Linked DNA regions of Homo sapiens: regions 2, 3 and 4 are each linked to region 1. A link is a contact called in ENCODE Hi-C or POLR2A ChIA-PET data. All regions are on one chromosome and are shown on one strand. Each heading gives the region's core, a stretch centred on a gene start or an enhancer-like site at or near the end of the contact. The rest is flanking DNA. Distances are from core to core; before and after follow the strand shown. Region 1 holds the start of NTPCR (nucleoside-triphosphatase, cancer-related). Region 2 overlaps SIPA1L2 (signal induced proliferation associated 1 like 2). Region 3 holds the start of MAP3K21 (mitogen-activated protein kinase kinase kinase 21). Region 4 holds the start of PCNX2 (pecanex 2).

Region 1 (3,092 bases), core at 160-2,659:
ACGTGTAGGTAAGACTTTGATAAAGCAGAAACAAGAACCACCATCAATACAATCACGGTAACAGGACACCTCCATTAATAAAACACACAGTTGTCTTGGGGTCAGCCTGCTGAGTATCAAACTGCATTCCAAGTTTCAAATAAAGGATTGACAAACCAACTTTCAGAAAACAGTTCTTTGCAATACTTAGGAGTGACTTTAGATAGCAGGCATTTCTCAAACCACCCTCCTCCTCCTCACCCCCTGCTCCCCAACTCCCCCATCCAATGCCTGACAAAATCCCAAAGTCTGCAATATTAGCTGTAGCCTTTGCTACTTACAACTAAACATAATCATTAAAATAAAGTGAAAGAGAATTCTAGATCCAGGGTTACAGCCTTTGATATCTGAACCCACACTAAACTTCAAAATTAGATTTGCCTTGCAAAGGAGCTGAAGAAATCACTTTCTCCACTCTTAGCCCATCTATCTTTTTTTAGCCTATCTGATGCAGCCTACCTGTCCTTTTTAGTAATGCTTGATACATGGGTAGCGCCTTGGTTTAAAAGCACCTCCTCCTACACCTCTCATCTGACCTCAACGCTATCCTGCTTCTCAGATGAGAACTCCACAGGCCACAGGGTTGAGGGATCTGACAGACATCAGGAGGGGACAGCGACAGGAACAAGCAAGAGTGTCTGAGAAGGGCTCCTGTAGGTACCAAAGCTTCTCCACCTCTGGCCTCAGCTGTGGAGGGAATTCGTGGGGATGGAGATGGGGATGGGGGTGGGGGGATGAACTTAGATGGGAAAGAAAGGTTACAACTTCAGTTTCGCTGTCCTCCAACTAAAATTTACCATTTTTTTTTTGCACGATCAATGTAGCAAAGACCCACAGTAAGGAAATACCTGTGACTATCAACAGAAATTAGACATCTCCACTTCACATCGCGGTTGCCGCAGATCTCTTGAAATACCATTTGTGCAGACCACAACGTCAACACTACAGTAGGAGTTACCGCTGCCGCTGGCCCCTGCGGTTTCTGCCCTTCATCAAGAAGCCAGTCTAGGACCCCCTCACAAGTGTGTTCTAATCCTTTAGGCCCTGTGTCTTTTAAATCACGTTTTCCGGGAAGGAGTACAAACTCTTCAGACTACCAAGCCCGCCATTTAAATTGGGAACTTCAGAGGCCGGAGCCCTGGAGCCGGAGACCCTCCCCGACAGCACAAGGTCGCCCGCAGCCCGCGCGCCCCCACCCCCTCGACCTCTTGGAGGTGGGGATCCCCTCAGGGTTACCTGGGGGCCCCGTTAGGAACACGTGCCGGGCCATACTGGTGGGCGGGGGTAGGGGTTGCGGTCAGGGGAGCAGTCCAGGTTGGGGTCGCAATTCAGGTCAGGTCCGGACCAGGGTCGCGACTCAGGACCCGCCCACCGCGTGTCGCAGGCCCCGCCCCCAAGCGGTGCTTTGACCGGAAGCACCGCCCTCAAGACCACGCATGCGCCTTCTCCCGAGTCCCCGGTCCGCGCCTGCGCATTCAGCCCTCGGCATTGGCGCCTGTGCCGCGGCAGTTCCTATAGGCGGAGCGGGTTGTACGGTCTCTTAAGTTTCATTCTGGGTTCAGGGCTTTTGTGGGGTATTTGCAGAGATAAGTGCGTGAGAACGTCAGTTATTAAACTATTGCTGCTTCAAGTCAGCGCCATCACCCAAGTTCTGCCCCTTGACTCCGGACCTAGGAGCTGAAATTGCCCAAGGCTGCCGGGACAGCCCTTTTGTAGAAGGTTTGTGACCTGGAAGCATTCCTCAAAGGGGGATGCCATGTTAATGACTCCAACTTTGTTCTCAAACATTCCTGCAGAATAGAATCAGCTGGGGAGTTTTAAACTTGCTCTGATGCCTGGGTTTCACCTGCAGTAATAGGGAGTGTCAGAAGACAAAATTACAAGTTTAGTTTAAAGATCTAATTGGCTTATATTTAGGATCTAGAATCGAGAAATAGATCATTTCATAAAGCAAATAGAGTGTTCCAATGAGTTGTGCAGAGGAGGTTGGCTTTATGGGCAAAAAAAGGCTGAAGAACAAAACAAAGAGTGGGTATTTCAAAGTTACTTTCCTTATAGGGTTAAAACAGATTGGACTTCGTTATTGTACTGACTCAGGTTAACTACAATCTCCTGTTTTTTGGGAAAACGGGCCTGTTTCAAAGTTCAGTTTGGTTACATGGCACTTGGCACAAGTGACTCCATTCTGGTTTGGTCTAGTCTGCTAGGACCTAGTGCAGGAGGTTAGTCCAAAACAATGGCCTCCCATAAATCTTGTTTAACATGAGTAATTGGTCTTGAGCGAGTCTTGAGCACCTGTATTCTTTTTTCTTCTTTCTAAACTCCAGGAAGTTCCTGAAGTGCGCTAGGGTTGAGAACCACTGGTGTAGGCAGGCTTCCCGTCCTCAGCCATGCATAGGACGCCCAGTTTTCCCTCTTTACTTTCACACCAAAGTGTATAAAGATCTCCTCTTGCAAAGAATTAAATAGCTTCTCCGTCTCACTTTACCACTGCAAGTGTTCCGGCCAACGAATGACGTGGCAGTGGCCTTGGGCCACATTTACCTGTAAACTCTTTCAGTCTAACATGTGTACAGCTTAATTTGTAGTCAGTCGTTCCCCATCCTGGCTGAGAAAGCAGTTCAGTGAGTGCTCAACTTAATTGGTTTCTGCCCACACATGGACCTCTTGGTTTCCCTTTAGCCTGAGACATATGCCAGTCCAATGATTATCTAAAAAAACAAAGTTGGATTTGTAAAATATAGCTGTCATCACCATCATTTCTGCAACATTTGTAATGCTCTATTATTATAACAGTATACTATTTATTATCCCAACTGTTAATGTAGGGCCTTCCACCTTGATTTATTTTGCAGTCCATATATGTTGAATACAGTGAAAAGTTGATATAGTAAAGTAAATTCATAGGAGGAGCTTCCAAAAAAAAGGAAAAAAGTATATGTATCTCTTGTATCAAAAGTACTCGTTTTAAATGTTAATCAGATAGCATTTTCCATCACTGAAAAGCAGTTTGGATTTGCAAGGCTCACCGGAAGTTGGGTTCTTTTGTTTTG
Region 2 (3,092 bases), core at 152-2,651, 480 kb after region 1:
TGTCTGATACTTATTTTCACTTCCTGGCTTTTTTCTTCTCAGTTTGCTTTTTGAGTTTTTTCCTCTCGTTAAAATTTTTTTTTTTACTGATATATAATAGTTGTACATATTTTGGGGTTACACGCTGTATTTTGATACCTGCATACAATGTGTATTGATCACATCAGAGTAATTGGCATATCTGTTACCACAAACACTTATCTTTGTGTTGAGAACATTTCAAATTTTTTTGCAGCTGCTTTGAAATACACAATAAATTGCTGCTAATGACAGTTTCCCTACTGTACTGTCGAATAATTAGAACATACTCCTTCTATCTTACTGTATTTTTGCACTAAGTTAAAACTGGTCTTGTGAGATACTGGTTTGTTTAAGGAACTGAGGCTAAACCTACGGCCATATATGGTATTTCTGTAGCATCTATATGCTTTTGCCATGGAATTGGGTGAAGACTCACATTTTCTCTTTCCTTGTCATAACAAGAGCTTATTCCTGTTTCACAGCTGGAATCGAGTGTTAGAAATTTAGTAGAAATGACTATGTAAATCTATCTAATACAATATTTATTAACTCACTGTTGCAGTTGAAGACACTAATAAGTTGGTTCTCTTGACATCACTGAAAATTGTCATTAGCTTTACATACCTAGAAAGAAGTTCGCCCCAGAAGATGTCATTCCTACAATTCCCTCAAACAAATAGTACCGTCAGGTTTTGCCAGCCTGCGTTCGTTTGTGGTTTGCCATCCCTTTTCCCCATTCACAGACTCTGATTGTATAGAATTTCATTGACCAGTTAGAAAAAAGCATAAACTAAATACTAAAGAAAACATTTGCCTTTAAGAAGTTCAAGAAATTACTTATTTCATGTTTGACAAAGTCCTAAAACAGAAAAATGAATAATATTTCTGTTAATTTTCCAGATATTTTCTTTAGTCTCTGAAGCAAATTCAAGCATTCTATTAATGGATAGTGTTCATTTTTCTTATTATATTCTCCTTCAAAGAGCTTTAGATTTTACCCTTCCTAATGAATCTTCTTGTTCCCGCCTCCAATCGTTTATTTTTTTCTACAAAGTGCATTATGTGGCCATGGTTAAATTAACTAGACTTTTGAAAACATTTTTTGGCCCATTTTACAAAGCAAAAGAATGTGTCTAGAAAGGGACAACAGTGGTTTGGCATGTTGTCAAGGTAACCAGACTTTAACTTGTGCTTTAACTTGTGCTTTAAATAGTCCTGTGGTGAAGTATAGAATCAGACCCATCATGTTCCTTCAGGAGGAAAAGAAATTGGATAGGAATAACTGTGCAATTTGCTGTTGCAGTCTCAACAGCCATGAAGCACTGACTAACAAGGCCCTCCCTGCACCCTGTGTTTAATGGAGAGGGCTGGCCAACATGAAGCCACACCGGCAATCACTCAGGAAGTAGGAGGCGCTGAACTCACTGCCTGGCCTTGGCCAAAGTGAGCTCCATCTTTTGACAGTCTGAGAATTCCTGTGTTTCAAGGGCACTGAATAAACTAGAGTATGAACTGCTGTGTTTTGTAGTCTACAGATACATTGAACACAATGATGGGCATATTTTTAAAAACTATTCCTGATTTTTCCTTGTCTCATTACAATGCCTATGAATCATGTATTTCAATTTTTGGAGAAAAGAGTAAAGAATGTCCTTGCCAAAGATAGTTTTCACTGATTATTTACATGCATTTGAAATGGCACATTTTAAATATCTAGCAAACTTTTTAAAAACTACATATTTAAATGAGGTGGCTCATTGGGTCTGTATTATGATGTACTAATGTATGTTTCCAGACTTCACTCAGACAGTAAGATGATTTTTGTGTGTTTATAACTTTGACCATGGGGATTTAAGTAGGAATTTCTCAGCATATGAATCAGCAGTTTAACTGGCCTGTAGAAAACTCTGAAAGAATGAACATTTCATTCCCACTTTTCCAGGCCTTTTATCATGCTAAATCACAAGTCAGGGACCTGACAATGAAATCCTTTTTGTATCTGAGTTTAAAAGGCTTTAAAAGTTGAACTTAATGGTCTTTACTTGGAATATGCGCTGTAGGTGCCAAATAAATTTAAGGGTAAGGTCGTGGTCTTTCATATTGCTAGTAAAAAGAGATTTACTATCTGAGATTGTCACATTCCAGCAATGACATCACCAAGTTGTGTAAGGATTGTTGTATGTATTAAAACTGAAGATCACAAACTTTTGAGAGCACAAATCTATGCCTTCACTTGCATAAGCTTACCGAGTGCCTTTATGTGGATTTATTGGCATGTGTTCATAGGAAAGAAGTGGTCACAATTTTAATGCATAATGTGATGTGTCAGTAAGTGTATATTTGGATTATTTATTTGTTAAACAAATGTGTATTGGGTACCTCCTTTGCCTGGCACACCATTAGAAACTAGGAAACTGAAAGTCAGTATGACACTTCTGTGCCCTCATGAAGGTTATGACCTGATGCAGAAGAAGTAAACCAACCATTAGGAGACAGTACAACAACCAGTGTAATAGAAATAGGCCCGGGAAATAGGAAGTTTCTTTCAGATGAAATGGGATCTACAGAGACAACTGCATTGTCTGGGAGAAACCTGGAGGGAAGGGGGCATTCTTGGCAGAAGGAACATCAAAAGTAAAGGCGTTGGTCAAGTGTTACTGCTCTGAGCATCATTCCCCCTGCCAGATTTGTGATTTATAAAATTACAAATGATTGGGCTTCTGGTTATTAATCCAGTTGAATTCTGTGTTTCTGAATTGCATTTTAAACGGCCAGGGTTCAGTTAATTGGTTTGTATTATTGCTCACCAGAATGACAGTGTTCTGTATTTTTGTTGCAGAAATGCACGTTACTTTACTGTGGGAGCACAGGATACAAGCTGAAGCCCGCCGGTGTGATAGTGTAGGACTTTTCAGCAAACCTGTACCCTCTCTTGGACTTTGTCGTCTAGAGCTTAAACTACAACATTTCTCAAAGTGTTGTGAGCTCTAACATGCTATTATTTTAGGGGTTTAAAAAGAGGAACTGGATAAAGACCAAAAGGAGAGAGAGTACAAATTGAATTTTAAAAT
Region 3 (3,092 bases), core at 335-2,834, 380 kb before region 1:
AATAGGCAAACAGCAACCTCAATACAGCACTTGTAAAGTTGACGTCCCCGAGTGCATTCGGGGACTTTGATGAAGGCCACCGGGTGAAGACGGTCATGGGTTCCATATAATCTGCAGAAGGCCTCGGTTTGCAAAGTCCTACCCAGATGAATCACCTCTGGTATTGAAAGGCCAGACTGCCCCCTGAGGTTTCTAGGAGATCCAGGTATTTTACAAATGTTTCCTCTACAAGCAAGTCTGGTCTGAACTTTTTTAAAAAGCACCCAAAGGCAAGTCAAGGTTAAGCGTGTCACCAGCCCCAAAGCAAGTAACCAAGGACTAGCTGGACTTCCGAGCCCTGAAGGCCTGGGCATGAGTTGCTGCTGGCGCCCTAAGGCTGACTCCCACCTCTTTCCATCTGGTACTATGTCCTGTGGAGCCCGCCTGGGCTGGCACGGAGGTAGTCTTCCCCCACCTCCCTCTGGCCCCACTTACTGTTGCTGGACTTGAGGTCCCGGTGCAGGATGGGCACGAAGGCCTCCTCATGCAGGTAGAGCATGCCCCGCGCTATCTGCACGGCCCAGTTGACCAGCACGTGCGGAGGGATGCGGCGCGCGCGGCGGGGGCCGGGCGCGCGCGGGTCCGGGGCGGCGTTGGCAGCGGCCAGCGCTCGGTTGAGCGCTCCGCCGCGGGCGAACTCCAGCACCAGGCAGAGGTGCGGCTGCTGCAGGCACACGCCGCGCAGCTCGATGATGTTGGGGTGCCGCAGCATGGCGAAGAGCCGAGCCTCGCGCCGCACGCTCTCGGCAGCCGCCGCCGCGTCCTGCTCCGGGTCCTGGCGCGCCGCCTTCACGGCCACCTCCTGGCCCTGCCAGGTGGCGCGGTACACCTGCCCGAAGCCCCCAGCGCCGATGAGCTCCTTCAGCTCCAGCCGCTCGAAGGCGACGTGTACCGGGGAGCTGGGCCGCGAGGGCGGCGGCGCGGGGCTGGCGGCCGGGCGGCAGGGAGCCACGTAGTTGGCGGGGAAGATGCCGAGGCGCCGCTGCACCTGGCCTGCCCACCAGCCCTCGTCGCCCGACACGGCGGCGTCCTGCGACAGCACCTCCACCAGCTGGCCGCGCCGCAGGCTCAGCTCGTCCTCGCCGCGAGCCTCGTAGTCATAGAGCGCGGCCCACAGCCCCGCGCCCGCCGAGGCCGAGCCGCCCGAGGAGGTGGACGACGAGGACGCTGAGCCGCCGGGGGCTCCCCCGGCCGAGGACACCGGGGTGTCGGTCGCTCCCGCGGCGCCCCGCAAAGCCATGGGGGCAGCTGCGCGGGGAAGGCGGAGCGGGAAGCTGGGCTCAGCCTCCCGGGCGGCCGCGGGCGCGCATCGTCCGGCGGTGTGGCCGTCGGCGCCGGGGGAAGGCGAGGGGGTAGGAATCGCGATCGGTGACGGCAGAGATCACGGGCTAGCTGCCCAAAGGGTCCAGCCTCGGCCCGCGTTCCTGGCCAGCCGCCTCTGCTGCCGCAGCGGTCCCCGAAGCCGCGGGCGACGTCCCACCATGGTCGTGCCCAGGCCCTGCGGCCGGCCCGCCCGCCGCGCGCTCCTTAGCCAGAGCCTGGGACGCCCCACCCCACCCTAGCCGCGCCAGGGCCGCCCCGCCCCCTCCGGCTCCATTCCGCACCGCCCCCCCACCCCCCCGGGCCCGCCCCTAGGCCAGTCCCCAGGGCCTTCCCGCCCCTCCCCCAGCCGCCCCGCCCTCTCCAGGTTCATTCCGCCCTCCTTGACCCGTCCCGGGCGCCCAGTCTGCGCCCGCCCTATGGGACCGCCTTCCTAGGTTCGCCCCACCCTTCCCCACCAACTGCACCATCCCGCCCCGCCCTCGCCAGGTTCACTTCCCTTTTCTGTGCCAGTCCCCAGAGCCTCGTCCCGCCCCTGGCGCCCGGGCCCGTCCCCCACCACCTTGGGCCGGGCCCGCCCCCTGGGCCCGCCTGGCTGGTCCCACCCCGCCCCCGCCGCAGGTGCTCCGGAGCAATGGTGAGCCGCGCCCACATGGTCTGGGAGGCGGGATCGGCCGTCATCCGCTATAAATTTTCGGGAGAGTTTAAATTAAGCCAAAGGTAAGACTGAGGGAGGGGACGCTTCTCCAAGAAGCGGTGGGAGAGGGTTGAGAAGATGTGGGGCTTTAGGGTGTGGCGGGGAGAGAGAGAGTTGCAGTTCAGGGAGAGTGACAGAATCTCAGAACGGGCTACAGAAGAAATTGTAGCGCGGTGCCAGACCTGGGCCAGTGCGAGTGGCAAGTCACCATGCTAAGTGCGTTTGAGCCACCGTGCATCTCAGAACTGACTAGGTTACAGATCGCAGCGCAGAGTGACCCGTGGTCGGTATAGTCCCAGAAGCTCCATGATGGTAAATCCTTTGCTTATTTTTACTGTCTACTCAGATGGAAAATGCCCCAGTCTCCCTGGAAACCCACAGGTTTGGGTTTAGGAAGCATTGGCAATGGCTGGGTGCCAGACGTTGGTAGGTTACTGTGGCAGGTGATGAGGCTAAAAAGATAGAAGAGCTTAGTTATTAAAATTCTAAAATATTAGATTATCCTGTAGTAGGCCAGAATTTCCTAACGTGTGGATCCTGTACTTCCAATAACAGAAGGGACAATTTTAGATATTATGAGGATAGGACATACAGTAACATTCTGAGTTACATAAAGATAAATTTATTGTCTTTTCAGTTTTCTTTGTCTCTCAGATCAAACTATTTATTGGCTGTGTGACCTTGAGCAAGTTTCTTTATTTCTCTATGACTCAGTTTTCTCATCTATAAAATGGGAATATAATAAATAGTACCTACTTTATAGGGTTTTTAGGAAGACTAAATGAGTTAATAGTTTTACAGTGGGTCTTCTGCATCCACAGAATCAACCAACAGCTGGTCAAAAATGTTTTTTAAAAACCCAAAAAATAACAATACAAATAATACAAATAAAATACAGCATAACAACTATTTACAGAGCATTTACATTATATTAGGTATTATAAGTAATCTAACTATTTAAAGTATGGGCATACTTTGGAGATACTGCAAGCATGGTTCCAGATCACTGCAATAAAGCAAGTGACATGAATTTTTT
Region 4 (3,092 bases), core at 194-2,693, 350 kb before region 1:
TCCTTTAATGTGGAGTTGATTGGTTGATTAACCCATTAAACACTTATACAGCACCTGGTAGGTTACAAGCATTTTGAGCAGATATACAAAAAAGCCCATTTGTTTACAAGCTGTGTCTTTAAGAAAATTACTCTTCCAGTACAGAAAGCAGCCATATTCCATTTTGATGATTCATTCCTACTGATGAATGTAAAGTAGAAGGAAGAGTGGTTATAGCTGATGGCAGACACACCATAGTGAGGCTTTTGCTGTAACTCAGTGGCCTTTCATGTCCTGGGCCCTCTCCTCATGATGGGCCTGTCCTTATCTTCGTTTCAGCCTGGGAAGGCTGGTGTGCCTTTACTGGGCCTGACTAGGGCAGCCATAAGTAAGTGCTGCTGCAGACCAGAACATGGCCAGGACACAGGCAGGCACACAAGTCAGAGGAGTGTGATGTGTTGGGACAGACCAGGTAAGGATGATGCAGGGAAGGCGTGTTGGGAATCATGGAGCCCTCTAATCTTTGTCTCTCCCTAAGGCTCTAGCTCACACAGGGCTTCTGCTCCTCATCCCAAAGGAAGACAAGCTCCTTTTTATCTCTTCCCTTTCCAAAACCCACTCTCAAAAGAGAATCTAAACTGTATCCACTGTAAATGATAAAATATATAATAGCTTAAAGATTATTAATTTTTTGTCCAGTGGGTCTTCCTGTCTAAACAGCATAGAGAGATTTAGACTAATGTTCTATATAGCCAGTTAAATACCTGGGATTATGTTCTAGGAAAGAGATAAAAAACTAAGGCTAACTGAAGCTCCTAAAATTTTATCAGGAAGGTGGTTATCTTCTTTCTCCACCAAGTTGGACAACAGGGAGTGGAGGAGAAACAGTCAGGGAGGACAGAAGATCAGTGGCAGAGGACCAGGTAGAGCTTAGATTAATAGAACGTCTGGGGTCAGCCCTTAATTAAGGAGAATGAAGTCGTGCAGGAAGTGCTCAGGAGAAGAAATTACTTTGAGTGCTGTGTGACAGGACCTTGTATGAGGTAAATACTTGGGTGCAAAAAAGGACAAGGACAAGGAACGTGTCCTGGGTCTGTGCCTTCTGCATGAGAACACCCTTGCACGTCCCCTAACAGGAGGATCAGAGAGAAGGGGAAGGGAAGAGGGGAGAGGCAAAAAAAAAAAAGAAAGAAAGAAAGAAAAAAAGAGCGAGAAAGAAAGAGAGAGAGAGAGAGAAAGGAAGGAAGGAAGGAAGAAAGAGAGAGAGAGGGAGGGAGGAGGAAGGAAAAAGAGAGAGAGAAAGAAAGAGAGAAAAAGAGAAAGAGAGAAAGAAAAGGCTGGAGGCACTCACAGAAATCCTTCTGGCCCCCAGCGAAGGCTAAGGAGGGACTGGGCGGGCGTTGGGAGGAGCCTCGGAAGCAACCTCTGAGCAGCCGCCTCTGAGCACGATGGGAAAATCCTTCCTCCCTCGGACATGGCGCTCACCTGCCCGGCCGCAGCAGCCGGCTCCGGCGCCGCGGTTCGCGGGTCCGGGCGGAAGAGCAGCTCCAGCTTCAAACGTGGGGTGGAAGGAGGCGGCGGGGGCGACGGCGGCGGCGACGGCGGGGGCGCGGCCCGCGGGCCCGGGTGTTAGACCTGAGGGAGCCTGGAGATCCGGCCGGGGCGCGCAGGGTGCAGCGGGGCGCTCACCAGCCCCGGGGCGCAGCCGGCATGGTGTCCCAGGTGCTGCAGCTGCTCCGGCAGGGCGTGTGGGCCGCGCTCACCGGGGGCTGGTACCACGACCCGGAGCAGAGCAAGTTCACCAACAGCTGCCACCTCTACCTGTGGCTGTTCCTCCTGCTGCTGCCCCTGGCCCTGCACCTGGTGAGTGGGGAGGGTCCGGTCCCGGGGAGCTGTGGGTATGGAGGGAAGAAGGAGAAAGGAACCACAGACGTGCCATCAGCCTCACGGGCTTTCGGGTTCGTAGAGATTCTTAAGAGACGGAAAGGGAGGGGCTTCAGAAATTTGGGACAGAGAACATGCAGGGAAAGGGGACTGTGAGGATTCACTGGAAAAGAAAAGAAGTAGACAGGACTGCGGGGGCTCGGGGACTCATTAAGAATTGATGCCGGATGTTAGGATGAGTCACTCTGCTTGTGGCAGGGAGCGTGCAGCCTGTTTTGTAGGTGGGTAACTCTAGGCCTTAGAGCTGGGTAGCTTGGGATAATGTTTGGTGTGAAATGCTGTAGATTGTAGCCAAGAGGAAAAACGAAATGTAAAAAGCAGACTCATTTCAGTTATTGTCCCCTTTTTCCCCCCTCACCTTCTTTCTTGTTTTGCTTTGAGAAGGCAGTTCAGTTATCAGTTACTCACATTGTAATTTCTACACCACTATGTATAGAAATCTGTAGGAAGATATAATAATGGATAAATCTAATGTACTTTATGCTAAACAAAGTATTACAACATTTAGATGGGGCTTGACATTTTAGTGGGGTTATGGTAAGTGAGTGCTTGCTGAAGAACTACATAGATGGCCTTCTTAGGTAAATTATACGTAATTAAAACAATGGTTTACCTGCTTTGAAAAGCTGTACAGGTAAGGTGTTCCATGTCTTATTAAACTTTACGTGCCAAGAATCTAATTTTGGTATGTCGGTTGGAGGACTTTATTCCTAACACATTATTTGATCATTTTTTTTACAGCAAAAATCGTCAATGAGTTTGCATGACTGATGGATTCCGAGTTTGACATTTGTGATTGGGTTTCTCTTTACTCTTTTTCCGGCAGTGTATCCAAAGGGTCAGAACTCTGGGTGTGAAGTCATGATGCCTAGGTTAAATTTTGGGTCTACTGGTTACCAGTTCTGTGACCTTGGGGAGGTTATTTACCATATCTCATTTTTCATTTTCTTATCTGTAAAATGAGAAAAAGTAATAGTACCAGATTTACAGATTGTTTTAGGGATTAAATGAGATAGTACATATAAAGCCACAGGTCTGTCTTGACCTGAGATTGGACTCAGGCCTTGGGTTTACAATTCTGTTCTGCTACTTATTAGCTGTTTGGTCTGATACTGAACTTTTCTAAAACTTAGCATTCATATCATTAAAACGGATGTGATCATCACAAT

What was found. A loop is a pair of places that touch in the nucleus more often than their neighbours do. ChIA-PET counts read pairs that join two places held with the same protein, here RNA polymerase II (POLR2A). Pooled maps may share reads with other maps.
Region 2: a map of IMR-90 shows a loop between it and region 1 (2.9-fold over the local background). The contact joins the enhancer-like site here to the promoter of NTPCR in region 1. A Hi-C loop is called at or near these places in 1 of 168 maps with a recorded cell type or tissue (IMR-90) and 1 of 50 pooled maps.
Region 3: a map of B cell shows a loop between it and region 1 (11-fold over the local background). The contact joins the promoter of MAP3K21 here to the promoter of NTPCR in region 1. A Hi-C loop is called at or near these places in 4 of 168 maps with a recorded cell type or tissue (B cell, CD4-positive, alpha-beta T cell, CD8-positive, alpha-beta T cell and 1 more), 5 of 37 single-sample maps with no recorded cell type and 10 of 50 pooled maps. POLR2A ChIA-PET finds 5 or more read pairs at or near these places in 2 of 52 experiments (OCI-LY7 and activated CD8-positive, alpha-beta memory T cell).
Region 4: a pooled map shows a loop between it and region 1 (6-fold over the local background). The contact joins the promoter of PCNX2 here to the promoter of NTPCR in region 1. A Hi-C loop is called at or near these places in 1 of 168 maps with a recorded cell type or tissue (CD4-positive, alpha-beta T cell), 3 of 37 single-sample maps with no recorded cell type and 12 of 50 pooled maps. POLR2A ChIA-PET finds 5 or more read pairs at or near these places in 1 of 52 experiments (T-cell).

Annotation. Positions count from the first base shown.
Region 1 is chr1:232,948,928-232,952,019 of GRCh38, reverse strand. It overlaps NTPCR (nucleoside-triphosphatase, cancer-related), which reads right to left and starts at 1,409. Exons shown (of 5, transcript NM_032324.3): 1 at 1,276-1,409. The coding sequence starts at 1,309. LOC107985361 (a long non-coding RNA gene) reads left to right here and starts at 471. Exons shown (of 2, transcript XR_001738525.2): 1 at 471-692; 2 at 864-3,092. RefSeq lists enhancers at 594-1,133, 1,134-1,675, 1,588-1,687.
Region 2 is chr1:232,471,745-232,474,836 of GRCh38, reverse strand. The region is part of intron 7 of SIPA1L2 (signal induced proliferation associated 1 like 2); the gene reads left to right. Among named protein-coding and RNA genes, the nearest start is that of SIPA1L2, 160 kb to the left of the region's middle. RefSeq lists an enhancer at 73-242. Within about 2 kb of position 1,401, at least 2 of the 41 ENCODE cell types and tissues checked have a DNase peak (open chromatin) inside an H3K27ac peak, as active enhancers do; they include IMR-90, where a contact is called at or near this core.
Region 3 is chr1:233,326,216-233,329,307 of GRCh38, reverse strand. MAP3K21 (mitogen-activated protein kinase kinase kinase 21) reads right to left here and starts at 1,584. Exons shown (of 10, transcript NM_032435.3): 1 at 475-1,584. The coding sequence starts at 1,279. It also overlaps a transcript of PCNX2 not described here. RefSeq lists silencers at 941-1,140, 1,330-1,481, 1,281-1,580, 1,771-2,070.
Region 4 is chr1:233,294,076-233,297,167 of GRCh38, reverse strand. PCNX2 (pecanex 2) reads left to right here and starts at 1,443. Exons shown (of 34, transcript NM_014801.4): 1 at 1,443-1,842. The coding sequence starts at 1,690. RefSeq lists a silencer at 1,348-1,727 and an enhancer at 2,008-2,057.